2 separate regions of the Homo sapiens genome follow, and region 2 is linked to region 1. Evidence: read pairs that join two places in POLR2A ChIA-PET (ENCODE). Cell type or tissue: OCI-LY7. All regions are shown on one strand. Each heading gives the region's core, and the rest is flanking DNA. Links, peaks and the distances in the headings are about the cores only.

Region 1 (5,387 bases), core at 254-5,253:
TAAGATCAGAGCAGAACTGAAGGAGATAGAGACACAAAAAGCCCTTCAAAAAAATCAAGGAATCCAGGAGCTATTTTTTTGGAAAAGATCAACAAAATACATAGACTGCTAGCTAGACTAATAAAGAAAAGAGAGACGAATCAAATAGACGCAATGAGAAATGACAAAGGGGATACTGCCACTGATCCCACAGAAATACAAACTACCATCAGAGAATACTATAAATACCTCTATGCAAATAAACTAGAAAATCTAGAAGAAATGGCTGAATTCCTGGACACATACACCCTCCCAAGTCTAAACCAGGAAGAAGGTGAATCCCTGAATAGACCAATAACAAGTTCTGAAATGAAGGCAGTAATAGTCTACCGACCAAAAAACGTCCAGGATCAGACAGATTCACAGCCGAATTCTACCAGAGGTACAAAGAGGAGCTGATACCATTCCTTCTGAAACTATTCCAAATAATAGAAAAAGAGGGAATCCTCCTTAACTCATTTTATGAGGCCAGCATCATCCTGATACCAAAACCTGGCAGACACACAACAACAAAAAAAGAAAATTTCAGGCCAATATCCCTGATGAACATCGATGTGAAAATCCTCAATAAAATACTGGCAAACTGAATCCAGCAGCACATCAAAAAGCTTATCCACCACAATCAAGTTGGCTTCATCCCTGGGATGCAAGGCTGGTTCAGCATAAGCAAATCAATAAACATAATCCATCACATAAACAGAACCAAAACAAAAACCACATGATTATCTCAATAGATGCAGAAAAGGCCTTTGACAAAATTCAATACCCTTCATGCTAAAAACTCTCAATAAACTAGGTATTGATGAAATGTATCTAAAAATAAGAGCTATTTATGACAAACCCACAGCCAATATCATACTGAATGGGCAAAAACTGGAAGCATTCCCTTTAAAAACCGGCACAAGACAAGGATGCCCTCTCTCGCCACTCCTATTCAACATAGTGTTGGAAGTTGTGGCCAGGGCAATCAGGCAAGAGAAAGAAATAAAGGGTATTCAGACAGGAAAAGAGGAAGAACTGTCTCTGTTTGCAGATGACATGATTGTATATTTAGAAAACCCCATCTCAGCCTAAAATCTCCTTAAGCTGATAAGCAACTCCAGCAAAGTCTCAGGATACAAAATCAATGTGCAAAAATCACAACCATTTGTATACACCAATAACAGAGAGCCAAATCATGAGTGAACTCCCATTCACAACTGCTACAAAGATAATTAAATACCTAGGAATACAACTTACAAGAGATGTGAATGACCTCTTCAAGGAGAACTACAAATCACTGCTCAAGGAAATAAGAAAAGACACAAACAAATGGAAAAACATTCCATGCTCATGGATAGGAAGAATCAGTATCATGAAAATGGCCATACTGCCCAAAGTAATTTATAGATTCAATGCTATCTCCATCAAGCTACCATTGACTTTCTTCACAGAATTAGAAAAAACGACTTTAAATTTTATATGGAACCAAAAAAGAGCCTGCATAGCCAAGACAATCCTAAGCAAAAAGAACAAAGTTGGCGGCATCACACTATCTGACTTCAAACTATACTACAAGGCTGCAGTAACCACATGGCATGGTACTGGTACCAAAAAAGATATATATATATATATATCAATGAACAGATCAGAGCCTTCAGAAATAACACCACACATCTACAATCATCTGATCTTTGACAAACCTGACAGAAACAAGCAACAGGGAAAGGATTCCCTGTTTCATAAATGGTGCTGGGAAAACTGGCTAACCATATGCAGAAAACTGAAACTGGACCCCTTCCTTACACCTTATACAAAAATTAACTCAAGATGGATGAAAGACTTAAACATAAGACCTAAAACCATAAAAACCGTAGAAGAAAACCTAGGCAATACTATTCTAGACAGAGGCATGAGCAAAGACTTCATGACTGAAACACCAAAAGCAATGGCAACAAAAGCCAAAATTGACAAATGGGATCTAATTAAACTACAGAGCTTCTGCAAAGCAAAAGAAACTGTCATGCAAGTGAACAGGCAACCTACAGAATGGGAGAAAATTTTTGCAATCTATCCATCTGACAAGGGGCTAATATCCAGAATCTACGAAGAACTTAAACAAAAAAACAAACCTCATCAAAAAGTGGGCAAATGTTATGAACAGACACTTCTCAAAAGAAGACACTGATGCAGCCAGCAAACATGTGAAAAAAAGCTCATCACTGGTCATTAGAGAAATACAAATCAAAACCACAATGAGATACCATCTCACGCCAATTAGAATGGCGATCATTAAAAAGTCAGTAAACAACAGATGCTGGAGAGGATGTGAAGAAATAGGAATGCTTTTACACTGTTTGTTGGTGGGAGTGTAAATTAGTTCAACCATTGTGGAAGACAGTGTGGCGATTCCTCAAGAATCTAGAACTAAAAATACCATTTGACCCAGCAATCCCATTACTGAGTATATACCCAAAGGATTATAAATCATTCTACTATAAAGACACACGCATGTGTATGTTTATTGTGGCACTATTCACAATAGCAAAGACTTGGAACCAACCCAAATGCCCATCAGTGATAGACTGCATAAAGAAAATGTGGTACATATACACCATGGAATACTATGCAGCCATAAAAAAGGATGAGTTCAGCCAGGTGTGGTGGCTCACGCCTGTAATCCCAGCACTTTGGGAAGCTGAGGCAGGCAGATCACAAGGTCAGGAGATCGAGACCATCCTGGCTACCATGGTGAAACCCCGTCTCTACTAAAAAATACAAAAAAATTAGCTGGGCGTGGTGGCAGGTGCCTGTAGTCCCAGCTACTCAGGAGGCTGAGGCAGGAGAATGGTGTGAACCCAGAAGGCGGAGCTTGCAGTGAGCCAAGATTGTGCCACTGCACTCCAGCCTGGGCAACAGAGCAAGACTCCATCTCTAAATAAATAAATAAGTAAAAAGATGAGTTCATGTCCTTTGCAGGGACATGGGTGAAGTTGGAAACCATCATTCTCAGCAAACTAACACAAGAACAGAAAACCAAACACTGCATGTTCTCACTCCTAAGTGGGAACTGAACAGTGAGAACACATGGACACATCACACACTGGGGCCTGTCGGGGGTGGGGGGTTAGGGGAGGGATAGCATTAGGAGAAATACCTAGATGATGGGTTGATGGATACCACAAACCACCATGGCACGTGTATACCTATGTAACAAACCTGCATGTTCTGCACATGTACCCCAGAACTTAAAAGTTTTTTTTTTTTTAAGTTGTAGAATCACTTTCTAGAAGCCAGAAGAGTAATCCTAGTTCCTCTCTCTCACAAAGAGTTGCTCTGTGGTCTTTTAAATATGTAGTATTATATGTAGGCTTATTTGAGCTGAAAACTATCATAAAAGTAGTGCAGCAACTTGGTTAAGTACACAAGTCTAAAATCAAGACTTTCTGTGTTTAGTTCCTAAACTATGACTCACTTAATGTCCCTAGTCCCAGGGATATGCTGGACCTGGCTTGTACCAGCCCAATGACAGCCCATTATGTGTGTATCTTCCCAATTCCATTTTCATTGATACTACATTTGTTGTTTGCAATTGGCCATGGTGGGAACATTTACATCATGCAAATTGGCTACAAACCAGTTTCCTCTTTTGTAAATTAGCAATATTTCCCACATCTGTGTGTGTATATATATATCATTTAGTAAATGCTCAGTAAATAGTAGCAGTTATTACTACTACATGGTCAGAATGTACACAGGCCAGTTCTTTGTAAGGCAGAGGAAATGGTAACTTTAGAAACAGCTGTACATTTCCACTAAGTATAAAGTAATGGTGAAAGACCTTTGAGTAGGTTCTCATATCACTCCCATCTCTATTTTTTTTTTTTGAAACTTATACTGATTTAGCGCTCTCTTTCAGAAGCAGAATAAAAAAGCTAAGATAAAGATTATAAGTGAATCCTAACCGGTCAGGAAGGCTTTGTGTGGTAAAGCAGCTGTGTCAGCAGAGATATCTGAATTTCTAGGAGCCTGTTTTTAACCTCTAACAGCCAGGAGATAGAGCCTGAAAAGCTTACAGGAGCTACTGAAGATCAGATACTGAACCTGTTGAAGGTTATTTACTTATCACCTTCCATAATACCAATGCTTCATACCTGTATGGTGCTTCATAGATTAGCATGCATTTTCACATATATTCTGGGTTTAATTCTCAAACTTCTCTGAGAAGTGGTAGATGAAGGAATAGGCTTAGAGAGGTGAAAACATTTGCCCAAAGACATGGTTAACTGAGTATCAACACAAGTTGACTCTTAACATTCAAGGCTCTTAGAACTGGAAATATAAATTTCAGGACTACCATGTTTGAAAGGGCTAATCTACCAACTAAATATTAACATTTGGAGTCGATTATTTCCTCTCAGTTGATACAATTCCAATTAAAGCACATCTTCTTGACATTCATTTAGCATTTTGGGGCATGTGATCTACATGAATGTATTATTCCAGTTATTCCCTGGTAACACTGATACTGCAGCACTCATTTTACAGCAAAGAGGGGGAAGGTCTAGAGAGGTGAAGAATTTGTGTAAGATGAGGAGCAGGCAACTCAGGGGCAGTCTTTTTTGTATTACACTGTATTATTCCTTATTGGACTTTTAGCACAAAATAAAAATTTTTTCTTGATACAAATACTACTTAAGTTACTCCTGAGTTTGAGGAAGAGTAAGGCTCATCATTTCTTTTACCTCTAGAAAATGAAGTTTCCTTCAAATCCATCTTAAGAACCCTTAGTGTACTGACAAATCATGACTATATCAAACATTATTAGAAATGAGGCCCATTAATAAGGGCCTAGTCATTTTACCAAGTTTCTTCCTCAGTGGGTATTTATTAAATCAGGTTTTGACTTATTTCTGGAAATCATATTTTGGATATAGTAAGAGAGCAGGGCTCTGCCAAGCCAGATATGAAGCAGATAAGAGCTATTTCTGCAGGACTGATCTCAAGGTGTCCTGTAAGCCTGACAGCCAATACACAGTTCCTTAAGGAACAAAGGTCTTCCTTTTAGTGATCATCTTCTCACATGAGCACACATTATTTCCGAGAGGACTAACCCTAGGGAAGGGAGAAGTACTATGTAAAGAGCATAACAGCTGAATAGCTGTTGTTCCTAGATTTGTATAGAAGTGACTGATTCCGGTTCTGCCACTATGTAACTGTATAGTCTTGAACCAAGTTTGTTCTCTCATTGATTCAAAAAAGGAGTTCCACTTGCACTTTTCAAAGGCTCCAGATACCACAGTCGATGTTCTGTATATAACAGAAGAGGAACAGCTGAGTCTAGGATGGAAATTCAGAGTGGGTCATTT
Region 2 (5,387 bases), core at 78-5,077, 99 kb after region 1:
AGTTCTCATCATTTAGCTCCCACTTATAAATGGAAACATGCGGTATTTGGTTTTCTGTTCCTGCATTAGTTTGCTAAGGATAATGGCCTCCAGCTCCATCCATGTTCCTGCAAAAGACATGATCTCATTCTTTTTTACTATACACCAAATTTCAATTCCAGTTTAAATTAAAGATACAAACGTGAAAAGCTAAATTTTTAGAATAAGTTATGAGAAAATATTTTTATGACCTTAGGTTTCTTAAATAAGATACACAAAGTTCTAACTGAGGAAGTGTGATGAATTTTACTTCATTAAAATTAAGAACTCCTGATCATCAAAAGACTACCATCAAGAAAATGAAAAGACAAGTCATAATCTGGAAGAAGATATTTGCAACACACATAACCAACAAATCACTGGCATCTAGAATTTATGAAAATTTTACAAATCAATATAAAAAGAAAAAACGTGATAGAAAAATGAGCAGAAAGCATGAACAAACATTTCACAGACAAGAAACAGGAATGACCAATAAACATGAAAAGATGCTTAACCTTATTAGTAATCAGGGAAATACAAATTAAGATAATGAGGGGATACCATTTACATCCACCATATTGGCACATACTTAAAAGTTGGAAAATATCAAATACTAGCAAGACAGTGAAGCAACTGGAATTTTCATATACCACTGATGGGAATATAAATGGATATACCTACTTTGGAAAACAGTTTGCCATTATGTAATAAAGGTAAATACAGGCATACTCTGTGATTCTACTCCCTGTATGTATAACCAATAGAAATCCATTTATATGTTCACAAAAACATATATATTCATAACATATATAATGAATGTATTGAGTTTCCAACTCAAATGTCCCCCAACAAAAGGATGGATACGAAATGGTGTTTAAGCTGTAGATTCCCATGGAACAGTATAAACGAACTACAGCTACTAAGATAGAGATGATTTGTTTTTGAAATGGAGTCTTTCTTTCTTTAATTTTTAATTATTGTGGGCACATAGTAGGTGTATATATTTATAGGGTACATGAGATGTTTTGATACAGGCATGCAATGTGAAATAAGCACATTATGGAGAATGTGGTGTCCATCTCCTCAAGCATTAAGGACAAACAATCCAATTATACCCTTTACAGTTATTTTAAAATCTGCTATTAAGTTAATGTGTTATCAAATAGCAGGTCTTATTCTTTTTTATTTATTTATTTTTCCTTCCTCCCTCCCTCCCTCCCTTCCTTCCTTCCTTCCTCCTTTCCTTCCTTCCTTTCCTTCCTTCCTTCCCTCCCTCCTTCTTTCTCTCTCTCTCTCTCTCTCTCCCCTTCTCTCTCTCTCTTTCTCTCTTTCCTGTCTTGCTCTGTCACCCAGGTTGGAGTGCAGGGACACAATCTCAGCTCGCTGCAATCTCTACTTCCCGGGTTCAAGCAATTCTCCTGCCTCAGCCACCTGAGTAGCTGGGACTACAGGCATCCACCACCATGCCTGGCTAATTTTTATATTTTTAGTAGAGATGCGATTCCACCACGCTGGCCAGGCTGGTCTCAAACTCCTGACCTCAAGTGATCTGTCTGCCTCAGCCTCCCAAAGTGCTGGGATTACAGGCATGAGCCACTGTGCCCAGACTTATTAATTCTTTCTAATTATTTTTGTAGCCATTCTTCTACTATCTATGTCCATGAGTTCAATTGTTGTGATTTTTAGATCCCACAAGTAAGTAAGAACATGTGAAGTTTGTCTTTCTGTGCCTGGCTTATTCCACTCAACATAATGATCTCCAATTCCATCCATATTGTTGCAAATGACAGGATCTCATTGTTTTTTATGACTGACTACTACTCCCTTGTGTATATGTACCACATTTTCTTTATCCATTCATCTGTTGATGGACACTTAGGTTGATTCCAAATCTTAGCTATTGTAAACAGTGCTGCAACAAACATTGGAGTGCAGATGTCTGTGTGATATACTGATTTCCTTTCTTTTGGGTATATACCCAGCAATGGGACTGCTGGATCATATGGTAGTTCAATTTTTAGTTTTTTGAGGAACCCCCAAAGTGTTCTCCATAATAGTTGTACTAATTTACATTCCCAGCAACAGTGTACAAGAGTTTTCTTTTCTCCACATCCTTGACAGCATTGGTTATTGCCTGTCTTTTTGATATAAGCCATTTTGACTGGGGTTTGAAATAGAGGCTTGCTCTGTTGCCCAGGCTGCAGTGCAGTGGTGCAATCATGGCTTACTGCAGCTTTGACCTCCCAGGCTCAAGCAATCCTCCCACCTCAGCCTCCAGAGTAGCTAGAACTACAGGCATGAACCGCTATGCCTGGCTAATATTTAAAAATTATTTTTTTGTAGAGATAGGGTCTCATTATATTGCCCAGGATGTTCTCGAACTTTTGGCCTCAAGTGATCCTCATGCCTAGGCCTCCCAAAATGCTAGGATTATGTGCCTGGCCAAGAGCTGAATCTTATAAACATAATATTGAGAGGAAAAGCCAGTTGCCAAAGTATTCACAAAGTATATTATATAAAGTCTAAAACCAAAGTATATCATATAAAGTCTAAAAACATGCACAAATGAACCATTTATTGTTTAGGGTTATAATGATATATGGTAAAAACAACATAAAAACAAGAGAATCATAAGCAATTTCCGGATAATGGTTATCCGAGAGTAAGGTTGGGACTAGGGAGAGGCAAATAAGGGGCAAACATGGGTACATGGAGTCCATTTTATTTTTTAAATTTAATTCACTAATACATACATGTTATAGTATATGTAGTTTATAAAATATTTCAGATGGAGGAAACTAACACTATCTTAGCTATACTCTTAGAACTAAAATAATTCTGATTTTATAAATGGGGCAACTGAGGCTTTTGATTGTATTTATCAGATTAATCTAAATCTGGGAAGTATTGATGTTAAATCTTAATAACCTGAGAAAAAAGGAACAAAATGCCAGGAGAAAGAGGAAGTTAGAAAAGAGGAAGTAGAATGATGGTCAGAGAGACAGAGAAGAGAAAGAAGAGATGTCTGGACAGAGCTAATTTAGGAATACATTTTGGTGTTTTTAAAATCCGGTTACCACCTGCTTAACCTCTCTGCTAAAAAATAATGCACTTAGTAACATCACCAGTCTATATTCTCTAATGCAGAGAGTAAACACTTGCCTGGTATCTTGCCTCTAAATGTCTCTAGATTCAGAACACTGGTTACCTGGGAGAACCCATAGTCTTCCACCATCACACTGTAACACTGATTAGTTAACCATATTAGTTAGTTGAAGCCTTAGATCTGGAGATGATGAAAGTTAGAGCCAGCTAAACTGGAGGAGTGGTGTGGCAGGGAAAGAAGGAAGCCCAGGAGGTTGGACACAGTAATCCTAGGCTGGAGAAGATACAGGGAGGATGAGAAAACAGAAATTTGGGTGCCTAGAAATCTGGCCCTAGAAAAGGGAAGGAATAGTTTTGTCCAAGATCAGTCCTAGCCTGAAAAAAGAAGAAAAGGGAGAAGTAAAGAAAAGGGAGAACAGACCATCATCAAGTCAACTCCATTAACTTTGTGTGTGTTTCCATTCATGAAGTTTTGTTATAAACTAGTGATAGGAAACTTTAAAAATCTAATATTACCTAAGGTGGGATTACATGATTCCCTTATAGGAGGCTGATATGTGGTAGGATTTGGGGATTTTGGAGATGGTCCCAAATCTTAGCTAAAAGTATGTCCACAGTCCCCATTAGGTGTCTGAAATTCTGTTAGGGAAGGTCTTCATGACTTGTCTTCCCTCTGCCAAGGAAAATGGCAAATGTTTCTTTCTAGAAGTGCTTTTTCTTTGAAGGCAGAAAGTTCTATGGGCTGACCTGCTGAATGTAGCCTAGAAGCTGAGCCTGATATAAAATTTTAGGAGATAACTTAAAGTGCCATCAAGCTTAAGTGAAAAGGATGCAGGGCAACTTTTCAATCTGCAGACCCTGTTGTCAAGGAAAAGCCAGCACAAATGGAAACCCTCAGGTGGATACCAGCTGACTCCTTGCCACCGCACCCTACCGCTCTCTCTGATCTGTTCTGCCTCAGGTCTCTTGGCAGACAAAACCCATTAGATATTTAGTTTGTCAGTTTATGAGGCTTTGCCTCATCTGGCAAACCTTTTTTTTTTTTTTTTTTTTGAAATGGAGTTTCACTCTTGTTGCCCAGGTTGGAGTGCAATGGCGCGATCTCGGCTCACCACAACCTCTGCCTCCCAGTTTCAAGCGATTGTCCTGCCTCAGCCTCCTGAGTAGCTGGGATTACAGGCATGCGCCACCACGCCCAGCTAATTTTGTATTTTTAGTAGAGATGGGGTTTCTCCGCATTGGTCAGGCTGGTCTCAAACTCCTAACCTCAGATGATCCGCCCTCTTCAGCCTCCCAAAGTGCTGGGATTACAGGCATGAGCCACCGCACCCGGCCCAGCAAACCTCTTTCTAAGTGACATCTGTTGAAGGATTAACATGTTAAGAGAAAATATACTATTGACATTTTGGTGAGAATGAGTTGGTTATATTCTTTCCTTCTTGAAACCCAGAGATGAGCAGGGCAGAGAGGGAATAGAAATGTAGCTGGGGTCATGGAAAAGAAAGGAATCAATTTTGAAGTGCAGAGTAAGGTCCAGGAGGAGTGGTCTATGTGATGCCAGAATGCAAGCAAGGTCTTAGCATCAGGGAGGTAGGTAATGGCAAAGAAAGCCTGGGAGGAGACCACCCAAAGGACTTGTTGAGAGTACCCAAAGACAAAGCCATGTGCCATAGTGTGTTACTACATGAGTTCCCAGACATATGTGTCTGGCTCAGTGATCCGGAAGGTTTCTTCAATCTTGCTAAATAACTTTACCTATGTCAATATTGTATATAGTAAAGAATTATGGTGGGATGTGCACAAAGTATTAACAGTGCTATACATTGGTTGTGTCTGAGGAATTTTAAGGCTGTCTCCCTCTTCCTTTATTATTTATTTTTCAGGTTCTCATGGTTGAATTTCTACAATGAATTTCTACACTTCCTAAGTAGTCACTTCTTAGGAAGTTGCTTGACTCCTCCAAATTCCTTCTTTTCTAAGAATATTCCCAATGTGTAAAAGTAGGCCCCAAGGGACTTTGTCTGCAACATATGACCCTGTCTCCCTTCCACTGATGATGAACCCAAGATTGGGTTAAATTAATTAATTAATTAATTAACCCAAGCTGAGGCAATCAAATTCTCTCTCTCCTTGAGTATCAATTAGGATTCTCTGGGCCACAAGTAACAGAAAACCACAAGTCCACTGTTTTAAACACTAAGGGCAATTACTATCTCATGTAACAAGATACTCAGGGGCAGAGTAGTTACATAATGACACCA

Evidence for each region. Peaks named below come from ENCODE experiments on the same cell type or tissue, not always from the same donor. Only the 100,000 strongest peaks of a DNase experiment are listed, where the experiment ranks them.
Region 2: POLR2A ChIA-PET joins it to region 1 with 6 read pairs; 2 of 35 experiments call an interaction of 5 or more read pairs at or near these places.

The regions. Positions count from the first base shown.
Region 1 is chr2:171,752,850-171,758,236 of GRCh38, reverse strand. No RefSeq gene overlaps it. Among named protein-coding and RNA genes, the nearest start is that of DYNC1I2, 68 kb to the right of the region's middle. In OCI-LY7, for the core only: no CTCF peak of the experiment used is centred there; no DNase peak of the experiment used is centred there.
Region 2 is chr2:171,653,439-171,658,825 of GRCh38, reverse strand. No RefSeq gene overlaps it. Among named protein-coding and RNA genes, the nearest start is that of DYNC1I2, 31 kb to the left of the region's middle. In OCI-LY7, for the core only: no CTCF peak of the experiment used is centred there; a DNase peak (open chromatin) is centred at 3,065; H3K4me3 peaks cover 1,050 bases; H3K27ac peaks cover 2,117 bases.